2 separate regions of the Mus musculus genome follow, and region 2 is linked to region 1. A link is a loop called in an ENCODE intact Hi-C map of the cell type or tissue named here. Cell type or tissue: left cerebral cortex. All regions are shown on one strand. Each heading gives the region's core, and the rest is flanking DNA. Links, peaks and the distances in the headings are about the cores only. Region 1 overlaps Atp10a (ATPase, class V, type 10A). Region 2 has its middle 150 kb from the start of Ube3a.

What was found. Peaks named below come from ENCODE experiments on the same cell type or tissue, not always from the same donor. Only the 100,000 strongest peaks of a DNase experiment are listed, where the experiment ranks them.
Region 2: it touches region 1 in a loop (2.7-fold over the local background); 3 of 42 quality-filtered maps call a loop at or near these places.

What each region holds. Positions count from the first base shown.
Region 1 is chr7:58,761,858-58,777,668 of GRCm38, reverse strand. It overlaps Atp10a (ATPase, class V, type 10A), which reads right to left. Exons shown (of 21, transcript NM_009728.2): 3 at 3,629-3,714. Among named protein-coding and RNA genes, the nearest start is that of Gm39019, 39 kb to the right of the region's middle. In left cerebral cortex, for the core only: CTCF peaks have their summits at 7,172 (motif pointing right) and 10,241; DNase peaks (open chromatin) are centred at 5,117, 7,187, 9,237 and 10,236; H3K27ac peaks cover 1,156 bases.
Region 2 is chr7:59,072,585-59,088,395 of GRCm38, reverse strand. No RefSeq gene overlaps it. Among named protein-coding and RNA genes, the nearest start is that of Ube3a, 150 kb to the left of the region's middle. In left cerebral cortex, for the core only: a CTCF peak has its summit at 8,100 (motif pointing right); a DNase peak (open chromatin) is centred at 8,098.

The DNA of each region.
Region 1 (15,811 bases), core at 3,060-11,059:
CATAGAGACTGGGGGGAGGCCACTCTGAGAAGATAACAGGAGCAAGAGCCCTTGAGCCCCTGACCAAGGACAGATTCTGTAGCTGATGTATTTTGTGAGCTAGCCCCCAATACGCGTATCAGGATGAGGTAGGCTGAGGATTCCATCTCAGGGAAGGATAAGGAACTCAGCACAATCAGGCCTGCTCCTGGGAAAGGTACACCCCTCAACCCAGATCCCATCCTGATATCCACTCACCTACATCCATAGTCCTCTGTACTGTTCCCATGAAGACAGCATTAGTCTGGCTAGCTGAAGCAGAGCTTCTCACTCTGTAGTGTCTTGGAGTCACAGGAAATTCTAAGTATGCTGCTGCCTACAGCCCACCTCCAGAGAACCATCCAAAGTGAGCAATGGAGCAGGGGTTCATTTGCCCCAGAGTCCATCCCATGGCCTACTTAAATTACTGTGCCCAAAAGAGATGCAAGAATCAGAGAGATGGCGGTAAGGATACAGTGGTCTAGGCAGGTGGCACTTTTTTGGCCACCTGTGTCTTTATGTCATGCCTCAGCCAAAGCTTTATGGAGAAAAAGTAGAAAAACTAACAAGTGACTAATTGGAAAGCCAGGTATGAACTACGTCATACTGTACTGGGTGTTTCTCTCTATAAACGTGCCTGCCAGGAGGACATTTATGTTGTCATTATAAGAAAAGCTTGAGTTAGTGGAATAAAATCCACAGATGAGGTGTCTTCCCCAGTGTCCAGAAGAAAAGGCAGAATTAGGATGCTGAGCCAATTGAGAGGTAGGTGCTGTGGGTGAGCCAAAGGCTACAAGCCACTCTGTACTCAAGACTTCATATATTCACGCCTTCATATGCCCCTTGCACATAACTAAACACATTACTAGTATTAGTCTTCTCAAACTTCTTCTTCTGACAACTCTCTATAGTTCCCAGGCCTTCATCTCTAGCCTTTTCAGGACGTACTTCTAGAGTGCTGAGCAACTGACACATGCTGCTCCATCCTCTGGACACTGGCCATTCCATTTCATTTTCCATGATGGCTATCGCCTTTCCTCGACTCTGCGAAACCCAGAATATCCCTTCCAATGTCTCCTCCATTGAGTACTGCCCATGTCGGCATTTCTTTCACATCAAAGATGATGTTCCTAATTTGTAATTTTCCTCATGGCCTGGCCTCTTCACTGACTAAATACAACATCTAGGCAAAGGGTCCTCAAATCTTTATCTCTAGGTCCCACCCTCACCTCAATCCCTGATGTGATTTAAATGTGACATGGTTGTCTTCCAAGGACACAGAAATTAGAAACTTGATTGTGTGTGTCAGTGTTAAGAGGTACTGGCAACCTCACAGGGAAGGAGGTTGCTATTAGCCCTTCCCTAAGATCTGCCTTTCTGAATAGAGTTCCTACTCATTTATAATCCCACTACAATGCCATTGACTGGGAAAACACATAGCTCGGGTTCCTTGCCACAGCGTGAACCAATTTGTACTTTCAGATGTTGAAACCGGTACATAAACATCTTTACATTTACCCAGATTTTACTATCAAATCAGTCATTCTGTTTATGAATTCACCATCATCTCAAGCTAAGCAAACCTCAAACCCACCTTCCTATCTCATATAGCTTTCTTTTTTTTATTAGATATTTTCTTCATTTACATTTCAAATGCTATTCTGATATCCATAAAAGGCAGACAATTCTTCCAGCCACCTTGTGAACTACTCTCCTTCCTAATGACCATCTCTTATCTTCTGGCCCTTCTCACCGGGTACTCGGTATTCCCTGTAGCAGCGAAACTAACAGCAGCTTCTAGGATGACAGTGGTCAGTATTTAGAAGGCACTTCCTATCTTCTACACATTAAATGAGCTTTCAACAGTGACCCGGAGGGTACCCTAAAATTATGCCCACTACTAATTATCTAGAAAGTATGGTCTCCAGAACCTGCCAACCTCAGTTTGAGTGCTAGTTAGAGTCCTCAAACTACCTTCTAAAGATTCAGAAAGTACTTAATTGCTTGAAGGTCCTCAGGGGAGGGATGGGAAGTGGCTGATGAAAGATTCATTCTCCTTTACTGTGAACGAAACCCTATGAGAGGTGATGAATATATGAACAGTTATCTGCACATGTTAATGCGGTGTCACTTAGAAACTTCCTTCAGGACTCACAGGAGGCAAAGGGAACAGAGCCCAAGGTCTAGGCCAAAAGCCATTGGGAAATGATCTACCCTTTATTTTTGATTGAGTTGGCAACATGAAATTGCTTGTTCCTCCTTTATTAGTTATTTAATGTCAAGACTCCTTAAACACCTGGCATCTCCTCTCTGCAGCTAATTTGGTCTCAGGATTCACAGAGGTCCTGGAACTGGTGCTCTGTTTGTGAACTCCTAGAGGCTAGTTAAGCAGGCCAGAAGAAGATAGGCCAGAAGACAACAAGGACAAGAAAATGCACAGCACACTGGCTGGGTGGTAGCACATTAACACTTTCCTTTAGGAGTTTAGCCTCTTTTGGTTTCTTAAAGGGATCATCTAACAACTTCCAAGTTCTGAACTACAGAGCAAGTCCAGTGAATGGCTGGGTCATCTCTGGGGCACAGAAGTCCACTTTACCTTCTTCTGTGAAGCTTCTGTTTAGTAACAAATCCCATTGTTCCCGTGCCTGGACTGGACACAGGCAGCAGTGCAGGGTACTATCAGCAAATCAGGGATTCACACAGAGAGAGTTCTTCAATATGAAGCCCATTTCCAGGAGTCCGCTTAAGAGAGGAGGCTGCTCTGCATTGGACAGTGGTATCACAGGGATGCTGAGGGAGCTAAATCTTTGAGTTCTGCTCTTACAGAAAGGGTCCAGAGGCATGCCATGGCAGCCTGAACCTGATATCCTTAGACTTTTATCACCTGCTTCATTCTCCATGAAATAGTTCACACAGCTCCACTTTGCAGTTCAGGAATTCCAGATACATGCTACTCTCAGTTCACTGTTTCTCCTACACTAACATTATCACTATTAGGAATTTTTCCAAACAACCACTAAGAACAGACTGACTGATATAGTGAGTGACCTCCTGAGCTCTACATACCCCTGACCAAGATTCACCAAGTGTCACTTTACTCGGCCACTCCCGGACCATTTATCCACCTTTGGTCTTTCTGCTTAGGAACAAAGAAGGAGGCTGACCTATTGCACATAGAAATCTCTTTTATACTAATTAGAAGGAATAAATATTAAGGCAGTAACTGCTACTGCTGTATTGTCAGTGTACTGGCTAGGACCGATATACAGCAAATACTCTAATGCATTGTTCAAGAAGGAATGTATTTCCCCGGTGCTTTCTGCCTGGCCTCTGACTTCCATTTGTGAAATCATATATAATGGCCATAAACTTCTTGTCCCTTGTCATGTTCCTCAATCTCTCAGAGGGAAAATCAGTCACTCCTCAATAACACAGTGCCTTTGACAAGCTCCCACTGCTGACAGGATCTTACAAATTACTTTCAAGGTCAACCAAAAATGATGTATGTGGCAAAGACTATCCAAGAACATGTTATGAATCTGTGTATCTGTGTGTGCATATGGTTTAAAAAAGAAAAGTAAGAAAGCTTGCAAAGATGCATGATACTCACATGTAGCCACGAAACCTACTCAGGTCATTGTTTGGCTTCTCACACTCGATTACACTGGTGAACGTCAGAGGGTTGAATTCAGAAACCTGAAATAATAGTACATACACATTAGAGAAACCTAGGCTCTGGTCTAAAAGGCTCTTGTTCATCTGCTTCACACCCATAGTAGGGAAACCATCATGGACTCTGGCTAGAGTTTCTACAGAATGCCACACAGCCAGTGCTTAATGCATGTTTTCTCATTTTAATACCAAACAATAACTAATTGTTTTAACTATGAACAGACTTGTGGATAGTGAGATGAAATGATTAGTTCTAATGCAAAATCAGAGGCTGAGATAACAGAAAAGGAGGCACCAGCAAGGAAAAGGGATGGGTGTGGTTTCCCGAGACACATAAGAGCCTTTCTAATTCTTCATAGCAATTTAGAGGAGTAATTCCTACTTGGAAATATGAATTTGTGCTAAAATCCCATTTGCTCGATGTGCTCTAAAGATTCTTCCTTGACCTTTGCCAGAAAGAATTTAAATAGCCACGTATGAGCAAAGAGCTCAGCGCCTTCACCATGACTGTGCTGTAAAAGAAATGGCAACTCACTGTAAAGAGAATGTTTAGATCTTTCCATTGGTGGAAAAGATGGCGCCTCCTCCAAAGAGGTAAGAAGGAGAAGAAGGGGAAAGATAATAAAGGAGAAATATGGAGTCAACAACTCTAATGAGCCCAGTGAAACCGAGGGATTTGTTTCTTTCTCTCTTTTTTTTTCCAATCAGCCTCTGGTCAGGTTCATTGGATTTTCTGTCAAGTGTCACAAAACAAAACAAAACAAAAAAAAAAAAAAAAAAAAAAAAAAACCCATTGAGCTGTCTTTGCTCATATGCATCACTGGAAAACCAGGCTGAAACATCACAAAAAGGATACATTTAGTGCTGACATCAATCCAGGTAAATTGTATTCCATCACAACAATGTATCACAATGTATCTCCCTGAACACAATATAGCCATAGAGGAAATTACTCAAAAGTCACATTTTAATGTTTCCTATTGTGCCCCGTGTACCTTAAGGAGGAATTATCTGGCAATACTAGCCCCAGTACAATAGCTAATTTTGAAATATTTAAGTTTTCATTTATTGTGAAGTACTAGGATTTGAACCTCTGGTATTACAAAGGTGGTCTACCACTGAGCTCCGCCTTTGGGTCATGGAATGCCATTTACAAAGGCTTTTCTTTTCTTTCTTTCTTCTTCTTCTTTTTTTTTTTTTGTTTGTTTTGTTGTTGTTGTTGTTTGAGACAGGGTTTTTCTGTGTAGCCCTGGCTGTCCTAGAACTCACTCTGTAGATCAGGCTGGCCTCGAACTCAGAAATCCGCCTGCCTCTGCCTCCCAAGTGCTGGGATTAAAGGCGTGCGCCACCACCACCCAGCTTACAAGGGCTTTTCTTAAAGTCTCTTAGTCATCACAAGTCTCTCTCCTTTACTGAAATAGCCTTGCATTCCATTTGCAGAGTCAGGCTCTACTTCAGCTTCTAGTGTTTATTTAAAGCTTTATGAATTATGGTGACACTAGAGGACTGCTTTTTTCCCATAGCAGACACTGGCAGATACAGCATACAAGAGGGCCATGAAGGGAGTAGCCTCTGAAGAATGCCAGGATGAATTTTGGCATACAAAGAAGGTATGACTTAAAATATTCCATTTCTGTTTATTATTCATTCTCACTAAGGAAAAAAAAAGCAATATGCACAGCTTGAAAACAGTAGGACATTCTGTCCCCAGGGCTTCATTACTGCATTTGTAATGCTCTGTCCCAACCATGTGTCTTGGGAAGCACACATGCCCAGGGCCCAGAATCTTGTTTCATCTGGAACTGGGGAGGACTTTAAAACTGGAGGAATCTTCAGTCTATTAGGAGCTGAACTGCACTCCTCTCGTGCACAGAATGCACGGGTTGAGGTGATAACCTTCAGGAATACAGAATGTGCTTGTGTTTGGAGACAGGCCCTATAGACAATTAATTAAACTAAATGAGGTCATGAGGCTAGGCCCAATCCAATAGCACTGGTGCCCTTATAATCAAAAGCAGATATGACACAGGCACATGGAGTGAGGGTAGGTAGGGCAAAGATGAGTCTATAGGGGAAAGATACCCATGGGAGAAGTCTCAGGAGACATCAATTAAACTGTTGATCCTTTCGACTCAGACTTTCCGTTTTTAGAACCATGAACGTGTCTGTTGGTTCACCCTGAAGTCTGTGGCAGCCCCAACAAACCATACTAAGGCCACTTCAGTTTCTCATTTAAAATGTCTCTCACCCTGGAGATGGAACTCAGTGGAAGAGCACCTGTCCAGTCTCTGTAAAATCCCAGCATAGCTGTCCAGCCTATATGAGACCCTAGGCATCTGTCTAGCATATGTGAGACCCTGTGTACAGCCTGTATGAGACCCTGGCACATCTGTGCAGCCTATGTGAGATCCTAGCACATTTGTCCAAAATATGAGATCCTAGGTGCCTGTCTAGCCTATATGAGACCCTAGCACATCTCTACAGCCTCAATGAGACCCTAGCATATCTCCCCAGCTTCCGTGAGACCTTACCACATCTGTCCAGACTATGAGAAACCCCAGGTACCTGTCGAGCCTATAAGAAATCCTAGATCTCTCTCCAGCATTTGTGAGACCCTAGGTACCTGTTCAGCCTCTGTAGGATCCTAGGTCCCTATTTAGCATGTGTGACACAATAGACAACTGAGTATGTGGGCAATTTTGTCTGTATCTACCTCTTCTGTTTTTATTTTTTAATTAGTTTTGTTAACTTTCAACTTTTTTCTAGGGACTGGGCCCAATGTCTTGATTACACAAGGAACATGCATTATCATGAGCCACACCCACAGCCAATACAAATGAATTTTGAAAGTCTCATTGCTTACATCAGGGTCAGCATGGTCAACCTAGTAACAAATATTTGATAACACAAAAATATCAGGGGTTGAGCTTGGGCAGTGCTCCTTCAGAGCTCTGCTGGGAGAGTTTTTTTGTTTTTTGTTTTTTTTTAAGAATGTATTATTTTTAGTTATGTCTCTGTGTGGATATGTACTCATGAGTGCAAGTGCTCTCTCATGACAGAAAAGGGTTTCAGATCCCCCTAAAGCTAGAGTCAGAGCCTGAATGTGGATGATGGGTGCTGGATACTGAACAGGGGTCTTCCACAAGAGCAGGACATGATCTAAATTCCTGAGCCATCTCTCCACCCACCTCAGTTTCTACACCACTGAGAAGTTAGCATTCTTAAGGGTTTGACCAAGGTCAAAGAGGCCCTGCAATAACTAGAGCTGCCTTGTCATCGGAGACACCCAGTTTCACCAGAGATAGACACTTGATGTTGCCTTAAAATGAGACCATACTATATCTAATACACCAGTAACTGTGCAGTAGATTCTAAAATTTCTCTAAAAGAAGGAGGATGATCGTGATGGCTGCTCAGTGTTACAGAAGCAGTAATTCCTACAAGGGTGATGCTCACATGCACAGACCAGCCTTGAGCTGAAGCTGCAGCCTTCAGCAATTTGGCCACAAGAGGGCAATAGTCTGGGATTCACTGCAACTGACTATAGGGAAGGTTCCGCCACTGGATAGCAGTTGCTACATAGCTCCCTGGCTGTGTAATGCTCCAAGTGGCTGTTCTTCTGATGGCTCTGAATGTTCAGTACATGAAATAACATAGGTGGACCTTACTAGCTGGAAAGAAAGAAGTGGCATGGCGATGCAGCTGAGAGTCCTCTTCCCCTTTCCTTGAACTTGCAATTCTGCTAGAAACTGCATCATTCTATGAAGCAAAGTCATCAAAGTAAGTGCTACTCCTTTCTTTCAGAGACACCCGAAGCCTCCAAAGCAGGGTATCTTCCTAATGCTCCATCCACTTCTTTAAAGCTGATGATTTAAAGTATTCAGGAGGATCAAAACACGTACTATGGACATGTGTGCTATTCCTGACAAAGGACATGAGCACCTGCAGATTTTTATATCCTCAGGATGGAGGTGGGGAACCTTGGAACCAATTCCCAACAGTAAACTGGCATTTCACACTTGCATTAATTAAATTACTCATAATTATTCAGTGAATGCAAAGCAGATTTTCTGCATCTTACTACAGCAGTAGTGGCAACCAAAAGGACATTTCCAGTTCACAGAAGTGAAATAGGCTAATCTTTAGGCTTAGCTGATGAAGTGTAAGGACTGCACAGGTGCACATTCTGTGCCTCCGGTACAGCACTGCCTACAAGAATCTTGACGAGCTACGAGGTAGAATTAAGAGGGAGACCTCCTGTCAAGGTCGTTTCATGACACTGGCCCTGGTGAGAAGGGATGCTGTGTGCAGCAGCACCTCCTAGCTGGCCAGAACCACTGCCTACTTCTGCAATAAGCACGTTTGGAAAACACTTCATTCTGTTCTATCAGGACCCTATCCCGAAAACATCCTCACTATCACTTGTCAGAACAATCCTAGGCCAAAAGAAACTCCAGGTCCTTCCTTTACCTTCAGTCTGTATGCCACCTCTGGACATCAGCCCCTAAATGTTCGCTGCCTGGAACAATGTCTCTGACTGGTTTCCTGTATTATTAGGTCTTAACACTTGCCATAGGCTTGGGCCAGGCTAGCCTGAGCACAGAAGTATTTTTCTGCTATTTCCTAGAAACAAAAACATATTTCAAGACAGTGGTGAGAATCTGTCAGGGTAACTATCCTGACCACCTTCCCTGTCCTCATTCCTGCCCCAGTGATTGGGATAGCTCTCCTCGCATTCTCTCTCTACGAAAATGGATAGCTGCTCTGGTACCTAAGCTGCTGTCTTCCCAGGAACTTCTGATAGCATCCTAAAGACAGCAGGCAAGTGCCACTGTTTGGAACTTGCACAATGCCCTCCATCTACCCCAGGTATACACACACAAACACGAACACACACAAAGACAGAGACAGAGAAAAGGAGGAGAGAGAGAGGGGGGGGAGGGAGAGGGAAAGGGAGAGAGAGGGGGGAGGGAGGAGGGAGAGAGGGAGAAAGAGAGCACATGCATATTAGCCTCCTGCTTCTCTGGGAAAGGCTGAGAAGACCTATGGCTCCTTCACTGGACCACAGGTCCCTTGAGAACAAGAACTCTGTACCCCATGAGCCACCACAGAACTTGATGTTTAGGGATGGTCAAGAGGTAATGCCTGCTTATGTTCCATACTCTTCTGCATTACCACAAACCTCTGCAGTGGACTCATTGGGGATAAAGAGGTAGAACGCGTATTGACTGCTGTTTGTCAACAGTAGACAGGCTTTGCCTGGCACTGGGGAAGGTACGACTGTTAAGAGGCTACGAGAGATTCCCCATAGTTCCAAACACCAAAGCCTTTTCTTTTACAAGGCCAAGCATGTTTCATCTCAAAAAAAATGTAAGATGATTTCTCCACAGCCTGTAATCTCGTTCTATATCTCTTGACAGTGTGTGAAAAATACTGATCTAATTTAGGCAAGCATTTTAACCCAAATTGATGAAGTAATTACCCCATTCTACTTCTGCACTTGGAAAGCAATCTGTGCTGCACACAAGCCTGGCAGTGTTGCGAGATTTCCCAGGAGGCCACTGGGCCAATACTATACTAAATGAGTGGGTGAACCAATGAGTGGGTGAACTTTGCCAGCATTGGTTGGACTAATCAAAATCTTCAACTTGTTAAGGAAGTTATGGGTCCAGTCCATTATGGCTCCTCTGACATGTAGGAGGGAATTCAAGCCTGTTTGTTAAATAGGTATGTGTTCAGATGACATTCCTCCCATTTAAATTAAATTTAATATACCACAATTGCTGTGATGGTGCTATTTAAGGTACTTCTATTATGCTCATGCATACAAGTGACATAGTATATGTTCTGGTGGGTCTCACAGTTCTATGTGGGTCTCACCATTTCCTGGCATCATCATTTCCAGGGTATCAAAGCAGATGCCCCAAGAAGAGCATCAGGTCCTTCTTCAGGGACAACTTCACACATGTCCATACCATTGGGGGCCTCCAGGAAGCCCAACATATCTGATAGGTATTGAGGACGAGAGTCTGGGTCTTTACACATTTCTCTTCTAACTGCAAATTTTCTTGTCATAAACCCAAGTATTAGAGATTAAAGGGACATTTCTTTGAGAGTAGAAAGCCAGCTTTTCCCTGATTCCGTTCTGCTTGTAGGAGCCGTTCCCTCCTCTCCCTTCCCACCTTTTAGTCCTTTGTTCTCTTGCCTCCTGGCTGGTTCACAGCCCAGAACCCTAGAAGCTCCATTTAGATGGTAGCAAAAATCAAAAGGCTCAGAGTACCGTGCTTGAGCCTGAATTCTCAAAATCAAAGCCTTTCTTTCCCTCTTGGCCACAAATACTTCATGCTGCTTTAGTGGGCCAGTTGTCAGCAGAACCCCACATTACCTTTTATCAAATGTGTTTAAGTGCATCAAAGACTGATTGTGCATTTAGATAGCAAGTAATGAATGCTGTTTCACCCAGTCCTGAAATGAGGGCTGTTCTTTAAGATAGCTGGCTTGAAAGAGTCTGTACTTATTCCAGCACGGTGCCGCCGCAGGAAGCACTCTGCAGTGGCGCTGCTGAGCTAAACTGCACAGCCAGGGCACAAGTCCAGGCTCTACTCTGTTCTGTCTCACAGCCAATAACTACTTTGTGCCTCTTCCATCACTAACAGTGGCAGGGATGACATTAGCAAAGACGGGCTGAGGTCTGTGACCTACGTGTCTTAGAGACCAGTGAGCCCATCGCCTGGTGCGAGAAAAGGCTATCCTGCTGAGACAGACCTAGGAAACACCCGTGAGGTTGTTTTGTTTGTTTGTTTGTTTGTTTTCTTTTTCTTTTTGTTTCTTTTTTTTTTTTAAATGAGGCCATAAAGAACTGCATCCCAGAGAATAGCTGAATTGAAAGGAAGATTTCTAGGACCCAGAGACAGAGGGACAGGTACCTAGAGGTAGAAAGCAATGGAGGCCTCAGGTTTACTTATTAGAAAGCAATAGTACATTTCTCTCACAGGTATTTTTGAGGAAAATTAAGATGAGGGATAGAAAAAGACAGGCAGCTAATGCATTCTGAATCCAACTTGGAGAATGGCCACACAGATGGCAGCTGGGATATGACATTCTAGACCACATCCAGATTAGCTCCTCCATCAGCTTCAAAAGGCAAATCAGCCCAGCAATCTAGACCAGAGCTCCAGCTTCACACAAGGACATGCTGGGACTGAATGCTAAAGTCACTTATCCCAAACACCAACTTTAGCAAAAGATGAAGAGGCATCAAGCCAGGACCCACATAAGGCAGAAACTCAAGAAAGCTGAGGTCAGGTCTTGCCGGGGCCCCTTTAACTCACAGGCTTACTCGCTCTGAAAGAGGAGAAGGAACACCTGAGTGTGCCTAATGGAACAAATTCTATACCCTAGGGGGTTTGTATTCACTTTACTGTCACTGCATCAAATAACCACAGATAGGACTCAGAAAGCAACACAAGTCTGGTACCTAGCTGCTCTCTGGGCTGAAGTCAAGGTACAGGCTCTGAGCCAAAGAAAACTCCAGCAGAGAATCCACCATCACCCTGGGCTTTGGGATTCTATTCATTTTCACAATCAACACTGGGAAGAGTGATCCTTTCTCTTGTGGAGTCACTTTGATAATTGACCTTTCGCTTCTGTGGTTACACTAAATTCCCAGGGATAATCTGGGACCATCTTCGCATCATGGAAGAAGCTGACTATTCATTTAATCTCATTTTCAACCTCAGTTTCCCCATCATTAGCTCAATATATTAAAAGGCCGAGAGGCTTGAGATATAGACTACGCCTATAAAGAGGTTTTTTTAAAAATGAGTTCATGGAGAACTGCACCCCCAAGAGAATGAGGGAACCGAAAGAAAGATCCTCAGCATGGAGACTGCATAGGGGGTACCGTGTAACCTTGAGTTAAAATAGCTACCCAGCTGAGAGTCAATAGGGAGGTTAGAAAATCTCAGTCCTAAAATACAGATTATAGTGATTCCACACAGAGCACACACAGAGAGAAGGGTCCCCTCTCTGTGTAGAAAACTAAACATGTACACATATGTACATGTACAAATACGCATATATGATGCAAGTTCTCCATGTATTTGTAGGGATCAAGCTTCCGAGTGCAATTCAGATCCATCACCAAAGATCTCTCTCTGAGAGAGAGAGAGAGAGAGAGAGAGAGAGAGAGAGAGAGAGAGAGAGAGAGAACGCGAGAGAGAATGAGATAGAAACAGTAGTATAACACTTTCATTCACCTTTTTTGCTATGGTCATGAAGCCAATGAGAAAAGTGAAATTTTAGAAGTTCCAGAAGCTAAAATGCATCCAAGTAGTTTGTGAGCCCTCAAATTCCAATTTAAAACTTAGGAAGCCTTTATTAGATTTGGGAAGTATTTAAAAAAAAAGACCTATAATAAATATCGGAAAGAGTCATTTGGCACAGAGCATGGTGTGAGCTACAGGCTGGGAATTGTGGACAGAGTGTGAAGAAGCTGGAGGGAGAGGGGGAAAATCACACAGGCAGAAGTGAATGAGCCAGGACTGGAGGGAAAGAAAGCTGATGATGTAGCATGTTGACTGTAAGGCACAGAAGATTAAGCCTTAAATAAAAACAAATTGAGGCAGACTATTCTTAGGTATATGACATGAAAGTGCACAAAGCTGGTCAGATTTGCAGCTCATATTTGAGGATCCAGCATCCAGGGTTAAGGTGGGAGGGAGGAATCTTGTCGTCTAGGAGCAGTACTTTGAGTGAGACTCTTTCTCAAAACAGTAATATAACAACAACAAAATGCTGAAAAGCAAAGAAGATAAACCAAATAAACAGAAAAAGTGTGTGTATGTGGGGGTCGGGGGTGAGGGGGTGGGCTGGAGAGATGCCTTCATGAGCAAAGGCCCTTGTAGCACAAACCTGGAGACTTAAGTTCCATCTCTGTAACCAACATACATAAAGGAGGTTTACGACTCTGCAAAGTTGTCCTCGGATTTCTACACATGTGCGGTGACATATGCCTCCTTATTTCATTCACACATGGGAATAGTAGTCGTAATAATAATAAATAAAAATACAACAGGATAGAGAAAATTGCTGTCATGGGTTAAGACTAAAGAAAGTACTAAATAAAGCTGTTTAAAGCAAAATAATTTTTAAAAAGTCAATCCTTTTAAGACGGCTAATACATGGAAAGAATGAATCCAATAAAAATGGTTGAGGTGTCATTGCTGAACTATTGGTGGCAATGTCTCAGGGGCTTGCAGACAGGTATGGTTGCAACTCATGAATGCCTGCACTCCAAGAGAACAGAATGCTAAAAGGAATTAGAGCATTCTTGCACTGTCTGGGAGAGTACAAAAATAAATCTGCACTGTAATGTGTAGTCTAAACACGAAAATAGCACCAACAGACCATCTGAAGAGAGAATGATAAAACAGTCAATAGAAGAGAAAGGGGAAAATAGATCAGGCAGGACAAACAAAAGCTACATGTGCTAGAAGGGAAAAAAACCTATCAGTCCTAAGGGACTGGAGAAGTGGCTCAGCAGTTAGGAGCACTTGCTGCTCTAGCAGGACACCCTTGTTCAGCTCCCAGCACTTAATGACTTGGCAAATCCTAACCATCTGTAGTTCTAGGGGATCTGACACTTTCTTCTGGTCTCTGTGGGCATCCCACAAATAGAAGTACTGTTTTAATATTTAAAAATATCTCTATTCTAAGGAGGAATGAAGTATCCACACTTTGGTCTTCATTCTTCTTGATTTTCTTGTGTATTGCAAATTTTATCTTGGGTATTCTAAGTTTCTGGGCTAATATCCACTTATCAGTGAGTGCATATCAAGTGACTTCTTTTGTGATTGGGTTACCTCACTAAGGATGATATCCTCCAGATACATCCATTTGCCCCAGAATTTCATAAATGCATTGTTTTTAATAGCTGAGTAGTACTCCGTTGTGTAACTGTACCACATTTTCTATATCCACTCAAACACTACTGCATATGCCAGCAAGATTTTGCTGAAAGGACCCTGATATAGCTGTCTCTTGTGAGGCTATGCCAGTGCCTGGCAAACACAGAAGTGGATGCTCACAGTCAGTTATTGGATGGATCACAGGGCCCCCAGTGGAGGAGCTAGAGAAAGTACTCAAGGAGCTGAAGGGGTCTGCAACCCTATAGGTGGAACAACAATATGAATTAACCAGTACCCCCAGTAGCTTGCATATGTAGCAGAAGATGGCCTAGTTGGCCATCATTGGGAAGAGAGGCCCCTTGGTATTGAAAACTTTATATGCCCCAGTACAGGGGAACGCCAGGGCCAAGAATTGGGAGTGCGTGGGTAGGGGAGCAGGGCGTGGGGAGGGTATAGGGAACTTTTGGGATAGCATTTGAAATGTAAATATCTAATAAAAAAGAAAAATAAATCTCAGTAATGTTTTAAGATAGGCCAATTAAAATCTTTTAATGGAATCACAAAGACTGTTAGACTGAATCTTTTTTAAAACACCCAAAAATATTATTAGTATAAAAAGTAACATAAAAAATTATAGATACAAGAAAAGAAGGTGAAAGGCTAAAAAAAAAAGGCGCAAAATAAAATAACTAGTGCAGGGTAACAGAGAGAAACCTCGTATAACTGTAATAATATCAAATACAATTCAGACTCAAAAGACATTCCCATGTAAACACAGATTACGAATATGAAATGGCAACAGTTCAATTTGTTAAGACAATAAATTTCTAACCTTGCATGAAGCAAGGAAAACCATACATCCTTGATAACTGCTTCACATGAAGGAGACCAAAGGGAAGTCTAAACCTGTCCTGTAAAAAACAGTCAGAAGCAGGTGGTTTCACCAGCGAAGCAAGCGAAGAGTGTGGAGGAACCACACTCCATCCAATGAGAACAAATACTTCCTAAAGCTGACACCTGCTTGCAACCCAATATAAACAGAAAATCACATGCCGCTTCAATTATTGGAAAAAAAACCCTTAATAAAATGTGAACACACTGAGCCCGCTCAGATATAAAGATATAAATAACACTATACTAGGAAAGAGAGACGTTCTAGGAGCTCAATGTCAGCAGAGCATTAAATAAATCAGTGTAATAGCCTCATTGACACAGGAGAGAAATCCTGATCGTCTCAGGTGAAGCAGAAAATGTATAATTTTCAGGATACAATTCAACACTGATTCATGATATGTTATCAGAATAAGAATAAAAGGATTGTTATCTTGTAAAATTATTCACTAGTATCCCAGCTTAACCTCAATATCATGGTACAATGTTCCGTTTCCCTTTAAAAGTCCAATTTCAGATGTTCAACTTTAAAATGGGAAAACATGCCCACACAACTGCCATGTTTTTCAGTTTCAAAATAATCTTCATTGTTGATACATTCAACAATTTATTTCAATGTAAGGCTCAGTGATTCTGAGCACGTTTGGAACAGGTCAGGGTAAGCCATGGTTTCGGTTAAGAGTACTACACTCTGGACTGAGGACATGTTCAACCTAACAATGTGCTTATTAGACCATAAGCCCATCAGAAGCTTAGAAGCATCTATATTTTGTCCACCGTTTGTCATGTCAGACTCTAGGGTCAGCCTGCTTCCTATCACCAACCCTACTAGCCAAAGTATGTGCCATAAGTTTCAAGATTTCCCTCCCAGCAGAAGACACTTTTCCTGTGAATATTACACTTATCTTTAAAGGCACTTGGCTATACTGCTTACAATTTTTATGCAACAAAAATGAACAGTCTGGATGGAAAGGTATCCCACTTAGAATCACGTTTAAAAGAGTGAAATAATGGAAAATAACTTGAATCAATGGTTGAATATTGAGGACCATAAGCCTCAGTGGAAAAATGGATAGAAGTCACATGTAAATGAAAATGCAGCTAGTACTTATAGGCAGAGTGACTTTAAAATGTTATGATGCCATAGGACCTATAAACATCAAGATTTATCCTGAATCCTCGAGGCAAACTAGTAAGAGATTATCTAGATTAAATCATGGAGGTGAGAAGATCCTACATGTAGGCAGCAGCATTCTAAAGGCTGGATTCCAGCTTGATAAAAAAGAAAGTACGCTGGGCATTGACATCCACCATTCTCTGCT
Region 2 (15,811 bases), core at 5,008-13,007, 310 kb before region 1:
AACTGAGCTACTGAGGCAGGATAATAAACAAGTGTCTTGTCTGGGGAGATTTTTGGGTGTGTCCATAACAGGGGAGCTCCCTGCCATAAAACCCCAGTGGGTTGCGACTCTGTTTGCAGTACGCACAAGATAAACTGTTTGGACTCATCTCGGCATTTCAAGGTAGCACTCTGAATACTCTGTTCTACTAACAACAAAGCCTTCCTGGCAGCATCAGTAAGATATCTGGGAGAATTTAAATCTGTATTGCCTGGTAAGATATCATATAATGGCTGTAATTGTTTACTGGTCAAAGAGAGATAGGGTCGGACTCATTGAATATCTCCCAATAACTTTTGAAAATCATTCAGGGTGCATAATCCATCTGTGCGAAACTGAATCTTTTGAGGGGACACATATTTTGACGTAATTTTTGTTCCTAAATAATTCACTACAACATCCTTTTGCACCTTTTCTGGGGCCACTACTAAATTCTGTTCCTTCAACTGTGTTACTACAAAGCTATAAGCTTCATCAAGCAAGGCATCCCTGGGAGCCGCAAAAAGTATATCATCCATATAGTGATAACACTTCACGTTTGGAAATCACTCTCGAACACCTTTCAGAGCTGCATCAACATAGCATTGACACATAGTGGGACTGTTCGCTATCCCTTGTGGCAGAACTGTCCACTCAAACCTTTTATCAGGTTCAGAATGATTTTGGGAGGGGACAGTCAAATCTTACCATATCATTTGATGCAACAGGATGGAGAAAAAACAATCTTTAATATCTAAAACTATAATGGGCCAATTTCGGGACAAGGCTGAAGGCAATGGCAGTCCCCTCTGTGCAGGCCTCATTAAGATTATTTCTTATTTATTTCTCTAAAATCATGCAAAAGTCTCCATTTTTCTGATTTTTTTCTTTATAACAAATATTGGAGTATTCCAGGGAGATGCAGAGGGCCGAATATGTCCTAACTCCAATTGTTCTTGTACCAGCTCTTTCACAGCTTTTAATTTTTCTGAGGGGAGTGGCCACTGAGGAACCCATACTGGATCCTCAGTCTTCTGTATAATAGGTAATGCTCCCTCAGTGGCCCCTAGGAAAAACCCAGTCTGGTCCTCTCATTCTTTTTGCAAACCGGCATTGGAGAGGTTCTACCTTGCAGAAATTGCCCTAATCCTTTTCCAGGAATATATCCCATGTCCAGCATCATGTCAGGGCCTTGCTGCCATAGCCTCCTACATCAGTCAGAACAAAGCCCATCTGAGTCATCATATCACAGCCCCACAGAGAGACTGGAACAGCCAACACATATGGCTGAAACTGTCCAGAATGTTCTTCCAATATAGGAAGCGGGAACTCATTTTGGGCATCTGAGCGTACCCGAGTCCTCTCAGAGTTTGTTCTGACTGTTGCTTGGGCCAACCAGAGGGCCAATCTCTGGTACTGATGATACTACTATCAGCACCAGTATCTAGGAGACCAGATATAGCTTTGCCTTCAATCCTGAGCTTCAATAGGAGTTGGGTATCAAGATTTAGAGAGCAAAATATATTGGAGGTCCCAGTAGAGCCAAATCCCTTGTCTCCCCGTTCTGAATCTTTGGCTGGAAATTGTGAGTGACAGCTGGGCAAAAGGAGCAATTGAGCTATTCTATCACCAGGGGAAATGGCAACGATGCCTCTAGGGGAAGATACCATAATCTTAACCTTTCCTGTAAAATCTGAATCGATTACTCCTGGATGAACTATTAATCCCTGCATGGTAACAGAGCTCCTTCCCAAAATCAGTCCCACCATATCAGCTGGCAGTGGGTCTTTAAAGTCTGTGTCCACCAGCTGGACTCCCATGTGGGGTGGTAATATGAGTCGGGTGGTGGAACAGAGGTGGAGTCCTGCACTCCCTGTTGTTGCTCTCCGGGGTGACTCCATTGCATCGGTGGCCTCAAACTGGGCCATCCCTCAGCTACTGCCCCATATATTTGAGGGCCCTGGGGTCAGGGGCCCCTTTTCAAGTTTTTTGGTGGGGCAAAAAAAACTTGACATCTAATTCTTTATGCTTATATGGATTAATTGCTTGCCTGCATTCTTTGGTGCACTGTTCAAAAATCAGCTGCTTCAGTAGAGGCATGGCAGCATCAGGGTCTCCAAAAACACAGCCTCCTGCATCTACAAGATGAGCCACAAAGTCAGCAAAGGGCTCTGTGGGCCCCTGAACAATCTTGGTCAGGTTCCCACTCACCTCTCCTCTATTCGGAAGAGACGCCCATGCTTTAGTCCCTATGTTATTAATTTGCTCATACACCTGGATGGGATAATTAGTTTGAGCTGCTACAAATCTTTCTTATCCCAGCAGCATGTCTTGATCCCAGGCTGACTGGCCATTGCCAGCATTGATTGCTGCTTGCTCGGCAGCAAACTCAATGAAAAATGCCTTTTAGTCTAGATATTGGCCTGGTGACAATCAGGCACGAGCCAGATTCTGCCAATCACTTGGAGTCATGCAGTAGTGGTGCAGGTTCTCTAATTATGCTCAACACCTTAAGTTCTAATCCCTTCCGCTAATCTTTGAACAATCTTCCAATCAAGTGGCTCGTGATAATGACCTCCCTGTGCATCCTGAAATACAGAAATCACTGGTCTCGCAGTTCCCTCCAGGTTTCTGGGCGCAAACTACCCCCCAATGCTCTGTCAGGGGCATACGGAGGCAGCCACAACAGTCCTGGCACCGAAGGTTCTACCTTCATTTTCACTTTCTCTAGACTGTTGGCTATGCTCTCCAGATCATCCTCAGACATATCCCCATCACTAGAACTTCCTTCTGCCTCTGACTTTTGGGATTGCTCCTCTCTCACCTGATTCAGTGCCACATTGCCCTTTTGGAGTTCTGCTCCACATCTTTTCTTATCCTCGATACAATTCCGTACTAGTTTCCACACTGGCAGCACCCCTTTAGCGAGAACCCCCTGTTCTTCTGAAAACTTCAAGTCCTTCCCTAACTTCTCCCAAATGGGCCCTGTAAGATGTCCTGATACAGAGAACCAAGGAGCGACCTGATCCACTGCTTTTAAAATTTTCTCGAGGGTCTACTTTTTCAGCCCAATTCCTTTCACTTTCAGCAAGCCCTTAAGGGCTTGGTGCACTGTTTGACCTGAGGTTGAATTTCCCATGGTGCTTGGTGCAACTTGTCCCAAAACTGGGAACCTTATAGTCTCAATCCGAGAACTTAACTTGTCCCAAAACCAGGAACCTTATAGTATCAATCTGAGAACTTAACTTGTCCCACTTACCTAGGAACTTACCAGCTAGCTGCCCTGACTGCAATGAGTTCTGAATGTCCCCGTACGGGCCACCATTTGCTGCTTCTGTCTCCGACCAGCAGAAACGAGCGATGACAAAGCATTCTTCTCAAAGCAGTTTATTCAGGAACCTTTCAACATGCATGCAGGAAAAAAAAATCTCTCTTCTTTTTTCTCTCTCCCCGCCCCTAATCACAATTCCTTATATAACCCTCCTACCATGCATGCCCCATCAGTCCACATAACAGCAGTTCATTGGCCAGAATCACCACTCATCATATGGTCCGATCTTGCATCATGGTGCACCTGTGCAGTTCTCACGATAGACGCGGCTTATTTTCAGGTGTATGAGGAAGTCAGGTGCAAGTCATAAGACTTGGCTGCAGTTGCGGGCACCATCTTGGGACTGCTGCCACACGCGCTCCTTACACACAGTTCTATTTTTGTAAGCATATTAATTCTTTTTGCATCGTGGTGACAAAAATACTTGTAAGAAACAAGGTAAGGGAATAAAGTTTAGTGCATAGCTTCTGGAAGATTCCATTCCATCACTGTGAGGAAGACAGGGCAAAGTATGAAGTTCATGGTAGCAGAAGCATATGAGAAAGACTGAGCTATTCACATCATGACCGAGAAGGGATTGGGGGGTACCCATAACTAAGAACTATGCTATAATACAAAATTTCCCTCAGCAATCTGCTTCTTGGAGGTAGGCTTTATCTTCTGAAAGTTCATAGCCTTCCACACTAGCACCATGAAGTGGGTACCAAATATTCAAAATATGAACTCCTGGGGGACATTTCAAACCACTATAGTGGAGTTTATCTTGATGACCCAGTACTTTCCTGACCTAAGCACTTCCCCCAAGGCTTGACCCTCCCCTTGGAAGTTAGGATTTTAATGTGTAAATTTCGTAGGAATATGTTTCAGAGTTATAATCAATAGTACTATTTGAGAAAATTGTAAAGTGGAATTGTGATATTAAAAAATAAATTACCTAAGCAAGTGTCTATGTTACTATAATAAGTCCTATAAATACTAATATCCTGAGTAAATATTAGGCAGTAATTATATAAGCATGTAGTATATATTCAAGAAATATATATTTAAATGTGTATCACATTATTTTGCTGAGTATTTATGTCCTGTATTCATACTGAAGCCTGAATTTAGGGTCTTGATCATGCTAAGCACAACTTCTACCACTGAACTGCACCCCTACTCCAAGCATTCATACTCAAAGACATAATAACACCATTATTAGTGTTCACATTCCCAGATTAGCTAGTATTTTTCTAAGTACTGGCTGTTTATAGAGACAGACAATTATCATAATAGTTGATACATCAATTTCTTACACTAATGGTGAACACTAGGTGAACCATTTGCTAATATAAAAAGCAAACCTTCCAAGAAAAAAGTCCACTCACTTATCCTTGGTTTATTTTGCTGGTTCTGAGAAATTCTGTGGTTCAGAAACCTGAGACCAGAGAACTCACCGCTATTAAAAATGCTGCCTTGGGTCCTAAGAATACGTAGTTGCAATTCATACCTTTTTGCCCAGAGGGTACATAACTTCCATAATATTTACTCTATATCTTCTGCATTAGAGAAGCCATGGTTGAGGACTGGTCCAGTTCCTGAATTTAGACAACACTAAGGAGATCTTAGACATTGGATCATAAAGTATCACTAAATCCTTAAGTCTGCATTGTCCTCTATCTGTTTGTAAGTTGTATGTCATGAAAAAAGAGACAAAAATCAAGAGACTGGCATTATTATTTTCTAACTTGGTGACCCTGATTTTCTAGATGTCATTGGGAGACAGAACTACCTTTCTGTACAGCAGACTCTACTATTGTGGTGTGCCTGGAAAGAGAAAGGGTGCAATCTGACGTATTCAGGCATGACAATGCCAAAGCCACATCTTGTGATTCAGGTTTATTATTCCTGGAGGAAGGAAATTTTAAGTTCAAATTCTGTTTAGTTTATACAATGAGCTTAAAGCTGTCTTATATTAACTTCCTGAAACCCTGTTTCAATGAGTAGTAAAAATAAAAACAATAAAAGAGAGGAATGAGGCTATAACTTTGTGGTAGACCATGTGTCCAGCTTGCCAAATACTGGGGCTGGAAAACAAAGTTGGACAATTAAGATAGGGGCTTCAAGGAGGAAATGGGGATTTGACACTTTTACAGAAAGTCATTAGAATATCTCTGTGTAGATTTTCCTTTGTGAGGAAGAAGAAAGACAGAGATAGACATTGAACCCAGGACATTATGCATGCATTCATGCTAGACTTCCATTTTTTAAAATTTCAGTGAGTTGGTTTTTCTACTGAAGCTGTTTATCAGTTAACTTCAAGTTAATCAGATGTTCAATTTTCCAATTTTGATAATATCTTGTGGCTACTTGTAAGAACTTTGGGTTTCAGTAGCTCTTACTTGACCACCAAGTGGAATGATTCTGCATTACTCTTGGTTGACATGGACTGATGCACTCATAAAAGCAAATATTTTCACTAAGGGAGCCCTTTCCATGGATCATGCCTTGTATTGAGGGCATCATGTGGGTTACCACATTTATTCCCTGTGTGACCCTGGAATCACTTCCTTAGTTTCAGAGAAGATACAGAAATTAAAGGAGCTCCATAACAGGATAAAAATTTGGCTTAGGATCCCCAAAGTTTAGTTTATTATGTGGATATCTGTATATATTTTCAGGTATTCTAGAAAATGATCTGTTTGTGATTTCCTTCTATGTTGAGTAAGAATTTCTATTTTATGGAAACAAGCTATGGAATGGATTCACAATCATTTTGCAGCTAGAAATATGCATCTTCTCTACCACTATGAAATGTGTAGATTTAAAAGTCTAATGCTAATGTACAATGATGATATAAAAAATTTAAAAAGTAGTTATTATTCCAAAATGATACGGAGTCATATGCTAGTATAAGTAGATTATTCATATCTTTAAATCAAATATATTTTGCATCTTGAGAAACAAAAAACTTAGAGTACTTCATTAATTCAACCATTGTTTACCCATCCATCCATCCATCCATCTACCCACCCACCCACTAATCCATATATGCTGAAGATCCAAACTCTAGTCCTCAGATGTACACTGCAAGAACTTTTTATATTTTACATTTAAACAATCCACATGAACAGAGAACCACTGAGCAGATCATTACAAGTTTTTATCAAGTAGCTGGGGCTGAACAAGGGGATGACGATAGAAGTAGCATGAAAAGTGAGAGGCAAGAAAGAATAGGTGAATCCAAAGTTCAACAAGAAATGAGGATATAGAGTGATGGGGATGAAGAGTGAAATGCAAACAGGAGTTCTGGGTTTGTATGTTGCAGGGCCAAGCTCTGCAACACAAGTTCTGTGTATACCTAAACCTGGGGCAGTCCTTTCCTGCATCCAGGTCTTGGGAAGATTCCAACTGCTCAGCCCTATGAAGGCAAGTTAGCTGTAAAAGTCACCCCTTTTGTGGTTTGAATAGGAGGCCCATCAACTGGTGGTATTTGGCATTTACCTTTCCAAGGGTGCCAAGTTTCCTCTGACTCCAGTGATAGTGGTGGCAGGATGTGGATGGAAGGAGGGGAGTCCTCATCAACCTTCATTCTCTGGACATTTAGTCAATAATTCTCAGCTTTCATTTTGAATATGATTTTATCTTGTTGGCCTTTAAAAAACAACATTGCAAGAAAAACAGAACTATAGAACAAAATGTAGTCAAGGTTGCTTAACTATGAAAAGATTGATATTTCAAGTATATTGCCTCTAAAACAAGTAGGACTATATCAAGTGAAAAATATACCTCAAGGGGGAGATAACCAGAGTTTGAAGAGGCACTAATGAAACTGATAAATAAAGAACTTTAAATAGCTAATATTATTATGCATTATTATATATAAATTGTTATTATTATATATTATTTAATATACTATTAATTATAAAATCCTATTTTAATTTTAGTTTTATTTTATGTATGTGTATCTTTGTGGGCATATGTGCTCATGAATACTGATTCCTTCAAGACTAGAGAAGATATGAGATATCTTGGAGATGGATTGAGCAGGCCAGTGCTGGAGCTAGTAATCAATCTTTTGTTCTTTGCAGAAACAGTAAGAAGTCTTAAGTGGTAAGACATGTCTCCAGCCTCCATTTCATTGTCTTAATCAAATGTATGATTTTCCCAGAATATTATCTCTATATTCATTATCTTAATTTCATTTTTCTTTCTGTGATAGAGCACAATCACAAAAGCAACCTTTGACAAAGAGTTTACCTTACCTTATAGCTTATAGCCCCTCAGGAGGCAAGTCAAGGCAGGAACTCAAGCACGGCAGGAACCTAAAGAAAGGAACTGAAGCTGAGACTAAGGAGGACTTCTACTTATTGACTTGCTTCTTCTGGTTTGTTGAGTTTTCTTTCCAATAGTATCTCTTTCCCAGTGGTGACACCACCTACAGTGGTTGGGCCCTCCTGTATCAAACATTTTTCAAGAAAATGAGCTAGAGGTTTGCCTACAGACAAGTAAGGCATTTTCTCCGTTGAGGTTCCCTCTTCTCAGATGAGTCTAAGCTTGTGTCAAATTAACAACAACAACAACAAAAAAAAAAAACTAACAACAACAAAAAAAACCCAACAGCAAAACAATCACATTAAATGCGAGTCCTATCTCCGGGTCTCAGACAAGCTGCTCAGTGTCTCTCCGAAGGGAAACCCCAGTGAAATCTAAGTTCCGAACCCTGAATATGGTTGACATGCACTGGAACGACACTCTGTTGTTACCAGCAGATGTCACTGTTTACATGTAAAACTTCAGCAGCCCCTCAATGCTTTTACATTAGTTTAATTTGCATTTTCTTATTCTAAAACAAAACAAGCTCACTCACAGTTTCTTGTAAAGCCGTATCACGTCATAATTTTTCTTCTGGAAAAGAACTGTGTGTCCTCTAAGGAAGAATCATACATGTGAATGGAGACACACTTTTTCTATATTTAGTTACACTATGAAGGCCCATCAGAAAAATAAACATCACTGGGTGTGGTAACACATATTATCAATTCCAGCACTGAAAGGCTGAGGTAAGAAGATCAAGAGTTTGAGGTCATCTTAAGCTATGTAGCAAGACTCTGTCTCAGTAGTAAGGATAATAACTGCAGAACACCTACCGATCATCTCAGGTTAGGTTCTGTGATTAGAAGCATCCAGAACCAGATAAAAAGCTCTCCTCTAGGATTTCGAAACCCCTTTTGAAGAGATTAGACTCAAACAAAATGTAGTACCTTAAAATGTTTGCAGTCAAGTCATGAAATAAAAAAATGAGTATTATTTTTTATTAGGAAGATTGGAAGATATTAATGGTGAGAGTAGGTGGAAAGATTTATTAAAAGGAATGAATTTATGAAATTCCTAGCCAAATGGATGGACCTGGAGGGCATCATCCTGAGTGAGGTAACACATTCACAAAGGAACTCACACAATATGTACTCACTGATAAGTGGATATTAGCCCAAAACCTAGGATACCCAAGATATAAGATACAATTTCCTAAACACATGAAACTCAAGAAAAATGAAGACTGAAGTGTGGACACTATGCCCCTCCTTAGAAGTGGGAACAAAACACCCTTGGAAGGAGTTACAGAAACAAAGTTTGGAGCTGAGATGAAAGGATGGACCATGTAGAGACTGCCATATCCAGGGATCCACCCCATAATCAGCATCCAAACGCTGACACCATTGCATACACTAGCAAGATTTTATTGAAAGGACCCAGATGTAGCTGTCTCTTGTGAGACTATGCCGGGGCCTAGCAAACACAGAAGTGGATGCTCACAGTCAGCTAATGGATGGATCACAGGGCTCCCAATGGAGGAGCTAGAGAAAGTACCCAAGGAGCTAAAGGGATCTGCAACCCTATAGGTGGAACAACATTATGAACTAACCAGTACCCGGAGCTCTTGACTCTAGCTGCATATGTATCAAAAGATGGCCTAGGCGGCCATCACTGGAAAGAGAGGCCCATTGGACACGCAAACTTTATATGCCCCAGTACAGGGGAACGCCAGGGCCAAAAAGGGGGAGTGGGTGGGTAGGGGAGTGGGGGTGGGTGGGTATGGGGGACTTTTGGTATAGCATTGGAAATGTAAATGAGCTAAATACCTAATAAAAAAATGGAAAAGGAAAAAAAAAAGAATGGATGAAAAATCTAAAGTGTGTGTTCATCTGGTTCACAGTGGAAAAGTACTGTTTTGTTGTGTTGTTTTTGCTGAGAGATGAAAATATACATTTAGATAATATAGCTAATGAAGCTATGAAAAATGAAATGGATTTCAGGGTGCTGTTATAGGATCTGGGAGTAAGAACAGAAATGTCAGTGATGATCAGCCAAGTGAGCCTGTAATCTCTCTGCTTGGGAGGCTGAGTCAGGGTGATTGTCTCAATTCCAAACTCAGTCTAGACTTCCTAGTGAGTTTACAATAGGCTGAACTACAATGTGAGAACCCATCTTACAGCAAACTGAACCAAACCAAAACATAACCAAACAACAACAACAAAACAATAACGAAAATAAATACATGAAAGGAAGTGAAGATTAGAACCCGGAGATAAAAGGAAAGAGCCAGTTATTTCAGCCTCTTGTCCAGGTACAGTCATTCTGTCTTCTTGTCCTTTCAATCCAACATCTGATCACAAGGTCAAATACTAAAACAACACCTTTAATTTCAAGGCCATTTCAACAAACTCTAGGATATATGAATGTTGTAGGTATACAAAAAAGAGAGTGACTTGAAGTTCATGAGCTAGGGTGACAGAGAATGACTTGGATAGGAGCATGTTTAGTCAATGCTAACCATCTTAACTGAAACTGACCTGGGCCAGTCTGCCAGATCTGTGAACCTCCAGAGTTTGAAAATGGAATCCTGTCTAGAACTATATTCAGTAGTCATGAACCTAAAAGCAGAAACATAAACATGGGAGACAGAGAGAAGACCCCAAGTTGTAATGTGGAGGTTCATGTCTTTAGAAGTCATGTCATTCTATTAAATTACACACATGTTATGTTTTGACTAAGGTTTGTCGCGAACTCACATTAGCGTTTGACAGATGTACGACCTGTGACAGATGACTAAGTCATTAAGAGGGGGCTGGATATGGATGCTAGAATAGGTAAGTAAAACCAGCTTCACTCGTCTTGCTTGTGTCTCTTCTACCATAACCAATTATTCTGCCCTGTTAAAAATCTCCACTGTTTTGCCAGGCACAGCCACTCAATCCTGGATTTCCAACTTTAAGAGCCAAGGGCTTATAAATTATTCAGGTTCATGTATCCAACAGAAAATTGAGAAAAGCAATAAATACATTCAGGAAGGAAAATAGCTAGGCATCTCTGCCTTGTGTGATATGGTCTTAAATTCTTAAATTCCTTTTCATTTCCAAGCCTTGTTGCATTCATATCATTAGGAAGCCTTGGATATGCATTTCTCCACTCATTCCATGGTGCTATAGTTTGGGTGTAGAATGTCTCTGAAAGGTTCTGTATGCTGCAGCCACTGGTACTACTGGAAGAAAGGCATTTTCAGGAAGTAGAGCCTAGTGGAGGAAGTTGCATCATTGGGAGTATGTTCTTGAAGGAGATATTGGGGCCCTAGCTTTTTCTTTATCTCTTTGTTTTCTGGCCCCAAGGTGAGCAGCCTTGCCAAACCCTGCTCCCATGATGTGGTCCTTCACCATAAAAAAGCCAGAGGGACATCTGCCCATAGATTGAAATCTCTGACATGTGGAGTCAAAGCAAATCTTTCTTATAATCTTATCACCCCAGATATTTTATCACAATGATAGAAAGGTGACTCACACACAGTTTCACCAAAATATCTGATATCTCCAAATGTTCCTCTTTCAGGAACCACTTTAAATCTCTGTAACATTGACATTTCAATATGAAAGACCCTGATCTCCATATAAGGAATTTTCTGGAGAGAGAGAGAGAGGGAGAGAAGGAGAGAGAGAGAGAAATAAAGAGAGAGAGAGAGAGAGAGAGAGAGAGAGAGAGAGAGAGAGAGAGAGAGAGAGAGAAATGTGGGATGTGGCACTGAATTTAATAAATACAAATTCTTTTCCAAAATGTCCTTTCCTTTCTTTCTTTCTCACATGGTTTCTCTCTAACCTTGACAAGCTCTTCAATACACATGTTCCATAGTTTGTTCCCTGTGTGTTGGGGATGAATTATACTTTTCAAGGTGGAGTGAGATAATAACTTATGTCAAGTTCTGTGAAACTGTATAGTTAATAAGCATGGTAGCACTAGCTCAGTGTTTTCCTTTCACCCCTGTCTTGGGGAGTTTGAGAAAATACCTGGTAAGAGAGAGAACAAGGCGATGATGATCATGAATATTTTGTTTTACCTGGGCTGGAGAGAGAACTTAGCAGTAAAGAGTAGTGGCTGTTCTTTTAGAGGACCTAGATTCCTAGGGAATCTTATAACTTCTTCTGAATTCTTCAGGCATCAGGAATATTGGTGATGCACAGAACATCTATATACATAAATGGAAAAAATAAAACTCTATCATTTGACTAGAGATAAGAAATTGATGGGCATGAATGTCACATTTCTAATCTGTTGAGTGGGTGTTCAATAAGAGTCAATAGTTCTTCTGTTTAAACCACATGTACTTAATTTGCACTCAGAGAAAGCTGGTGGAATTATTCAGGCCAACTGAAAATTAGAAAATAGGATGCCAACAAGGCCAAGGTTGTAAAAATACTGAGCTTTCAATCATAAATTAGCAAGAGAGGTCACTTTTATTGATAGCAAACTGTTGTTATGCAGAAATCTTTTTTAAAAAATCCCTTTCAGAGCTTGAATTTTATTTTTCTTAAAAACAAACAAACAAAACAAACTAAAAAATCTTTGGCTTATGAAGTTTCCCTGCCCAAAATGTAACAAAAAGTTTATGTCTTTGTCACAGTGAGTGCTTGTGGATGTTAAATTAGCATCCTTGGCATCAACAACTCCTATGAGACTGTAGCTACCATGACAGGTGGAGTGGGATTTACTTCATTACTTGAATAGATCCTGGTTTTAGGAAGTTCTGTGTAACTTAAAGAAAGTTAATATCCCCAAGGAAGTTCCCTGAGTTCTTTTTTTTCTTTTTCTTTTCTTTTTTTTATTAGGTATTTTCCTCATTTACATTTCCAATGCTATCCCAAAAGTCCCCCATACCCCCCCTACCCACCCACTCCCACTTTTTGGCCCTGGCGTTCCCCTGTACTGGGGCATATAAAGTTTGCAAGTCCAATGGGCCTCTCTTTCAGAGATGGCCGACTAGGCCATCTTTTGATACATATGCAGCTAGAGTCAAGAGCTCCAGGGTACTGGTTAGTTCATAATGTTGTTCCACCTACAGGGTTGCAGATACCTTTAGCTCCTTGGGTATTTTCTCTAGCTCCTCCATTGGGGGCCCTGTGATCCATCTAATAGCTGACTGTGAGCATCCACTTATGTGTTTGTTAAGCCCCGGCGTAGTCTCAATAGAGACAGCTATATCAGGGTCCCATCAGCACAATCTTGCTAGTGTATGCAATGGTGTCAGCGTTTGGAGGCTGATTATGGGATGGATATAAGTTACAATTTGCAAAACACATGAATCGCAAGAAGAACAAAGACCAAAGTGTGGACTCTTTGCCCCTTCTTAGAATTGGGAACAAAACACCCATGGAAGGAGTTACAGAGACAAAGTTTGGAGCTGAGACAAAAGGATAGACCATATAGAGTTCTTATGTATTGCTGAAGTTTTTGCATACCTCCTTTTGGCCTAGTAGAGGCCAGTAGTTTGTCTATGTTCATTCCTCAACCACACATCTTTTTCTCTGGTCCCTCTAGGATAGAGGCTGCATCCTGTTAGGGACAATGTGGGAGCAACCAGCTCACTCACCAAGCTCTACTTGTGCTCTTCAAACTCTTGAAAACTGAAGGCCTGGGTTTATAGAGTACTTAAATATTCTCAGAATTCCTGGATGGCTTTCTTCATGAAGTTAGACCTCTATTTTAGTGAGTAGAAGTGTTGGTGGCAGGTGCCAAGAAGGGTACATATTACTTTTGGAAACTGTACATATTGCTTTTATTTGGAAAAAAAGGCTTTTTGCACATATGATTAAGTATCTTAGCGTGAAGGATTCTCCCTACATGTAGTCATACGTATACATATAAGAAGGAATAAGGAAATGAACATGGACAGAACAGTGGTTGGAAATGAAGGCTACTGTGGATGACAGTGCCCAGAAAGAATGAAATATTTTATCACAAAGACACACTTTTAAATTGAGACTAAGAATTATTTTTATTGAGTTTATTATGGGGCAAGACAATAGAAATCTTAGTAAGTAATGTAAATAAAATTCTCTTTAATTTTCAGTTGGATACATGACTGGTCTTTCCACATTCAGCTCATGAAAACTGAAAGCCAGAGAGAACTTTCTTGAATGGACCAATATATGTGTTCCAAGTTACTCCATCATCCATGGGTCTTCTACTCTATGTCATGATTTTAATAATACATGGTGGAACTTTCTTTTGTATGAAGTGAGGACATGGTTAATATATCCCCAGCCTTCTGGTATTTTGCTTAAAGGGGGTGAGGGGAGAAAAGAATCCAAATAATATAGGGAAAGGCTCCAGAAAACTGCAATGACTATATATATATACATATATATATATATATATATATATATATATATATATATATATATATGAGAGAGAGAGAGAGCATTGGGGGAACTGTGAGAGAGGCTCCAAGAAAAAAAGGAAGAGGTCTTTTACCTCATATGCATTTTGTTGCTTGGACTGTTTTGGAAGTGATTCCATGCTTCCTGTGACAAACATTTACATTTGATTTATAAGATTTATTATTTTGTTTGTTCTTGCTGGATGTTAGAACATGAAAGGATATGTTGAATGCTGTCCTTAATGCACCCTGAATCTGGATATGGACTTCGGCTTGCTTTTGTGCTTTCCCAGGTATAATCTGTATTATGGCCAGTTATTCTGTTAAAGTTGGTCTGTCCTGAGAAAGTTCCAGGAAAGTGCTGCTCTGCTAGTATTTAGTATGTGGTTACTTGCATTGTGTAAAGGTTTTTCTGATCATGTTTTTCTGAATTCAAAAACCTTTGAATCATTGCTTTCTTTGTTACATTCATGCAAAAATAATAAAAGCAGATTAATTTAAGTAACATTGTCACAGCATTAGACTGTAGTCTGACCCATTTTTTCAGGTCCTCAGGTCTTACGTCCAGCACACAAGATTTGCATAGATTCACCAAAAAGCAGACATATAATATGAAATATATATATATATATATGATATTAATGTGTATATACCTATACATGTATATAATTATATACACATATATATAAAACACACACATATATATATATATATATATATATATATACATACACATATATATTGTTGTTTAGTCCATGAGCCTGGATATTTTAGCTGGTCTTTAATTTATATTGGTATCTTATATTCATATGATATTCTTAGAGAAAACTATTGTTTGAACCCATAATAAATAGCCATGTGCTCTTTACATACTTTCCCCTGTTCTCAGTCTCTAAGGTATATTAGAGCTAATGTTTCACACAAGAAAAAAAATTGGTAGACTTTGTTCTAAGTAATCACCACATAAAAGTCACCCTCAGTGACCACTGTTTGCTTTAATAAGTAAATAAGAGAGACTAAAATAAGAGAGACTAAAATAAGCATCCTGTCATTGAAACTCAGCATAATGTTGCATAGGAAGACCTCTTGATGGAGAGAACCAGAGCCCAAGAACACTCAGAGAGAATGAATGCTTAAAAATCAAAGGTGGCACATGCCTTTAATCCCAGCAATTGGGAGGCAGAGACAGGCAGATTTCTGAGTTCGAGGCCAGCCTGGTCTACAGAGTTAGTTCCAGGACAACCAAGGCTACACAGAGAAGCCCTGTCTCAAAAAGAAATCAAAAACAAAAGAATCAAAGTGTCCCACAACAAAAATGCACAACAAATAGCTCAAAGAAAATGTACATGGAGAGACTAGGGTGGAATGTAGTAGCTCTGAACTCTACACTATTCAAGTCAAGCTCATGTACTTATAAAAGAACAAATATGCGTGGCCACAATACCCTAACCTTCACCAGAAGCCCCACATGTGCACTGTTCCCTTGATTGTATAACATGAAACTCATGTGAGAAGAAGATAATATCAAACACTGGATCTAGCCTAGGTTTTAGATTCCGGTAAAAAAAAAAAATGAAGGTAAACATCAATATCACTGTCCTCTCTTTTCCTGTAAGACATCAAATGAAATATTTACCTAGACATCTGACTCCAATTTAGTTATCTTTTCCCAACAAATGTAGCTTGAGTTTAACAGGCAGATAAACAGGCACATTAATCACAGGCATCTGCTTATTAGCATATTCTTCTCCCAATTACCTTGGTGATCTGATTCACAG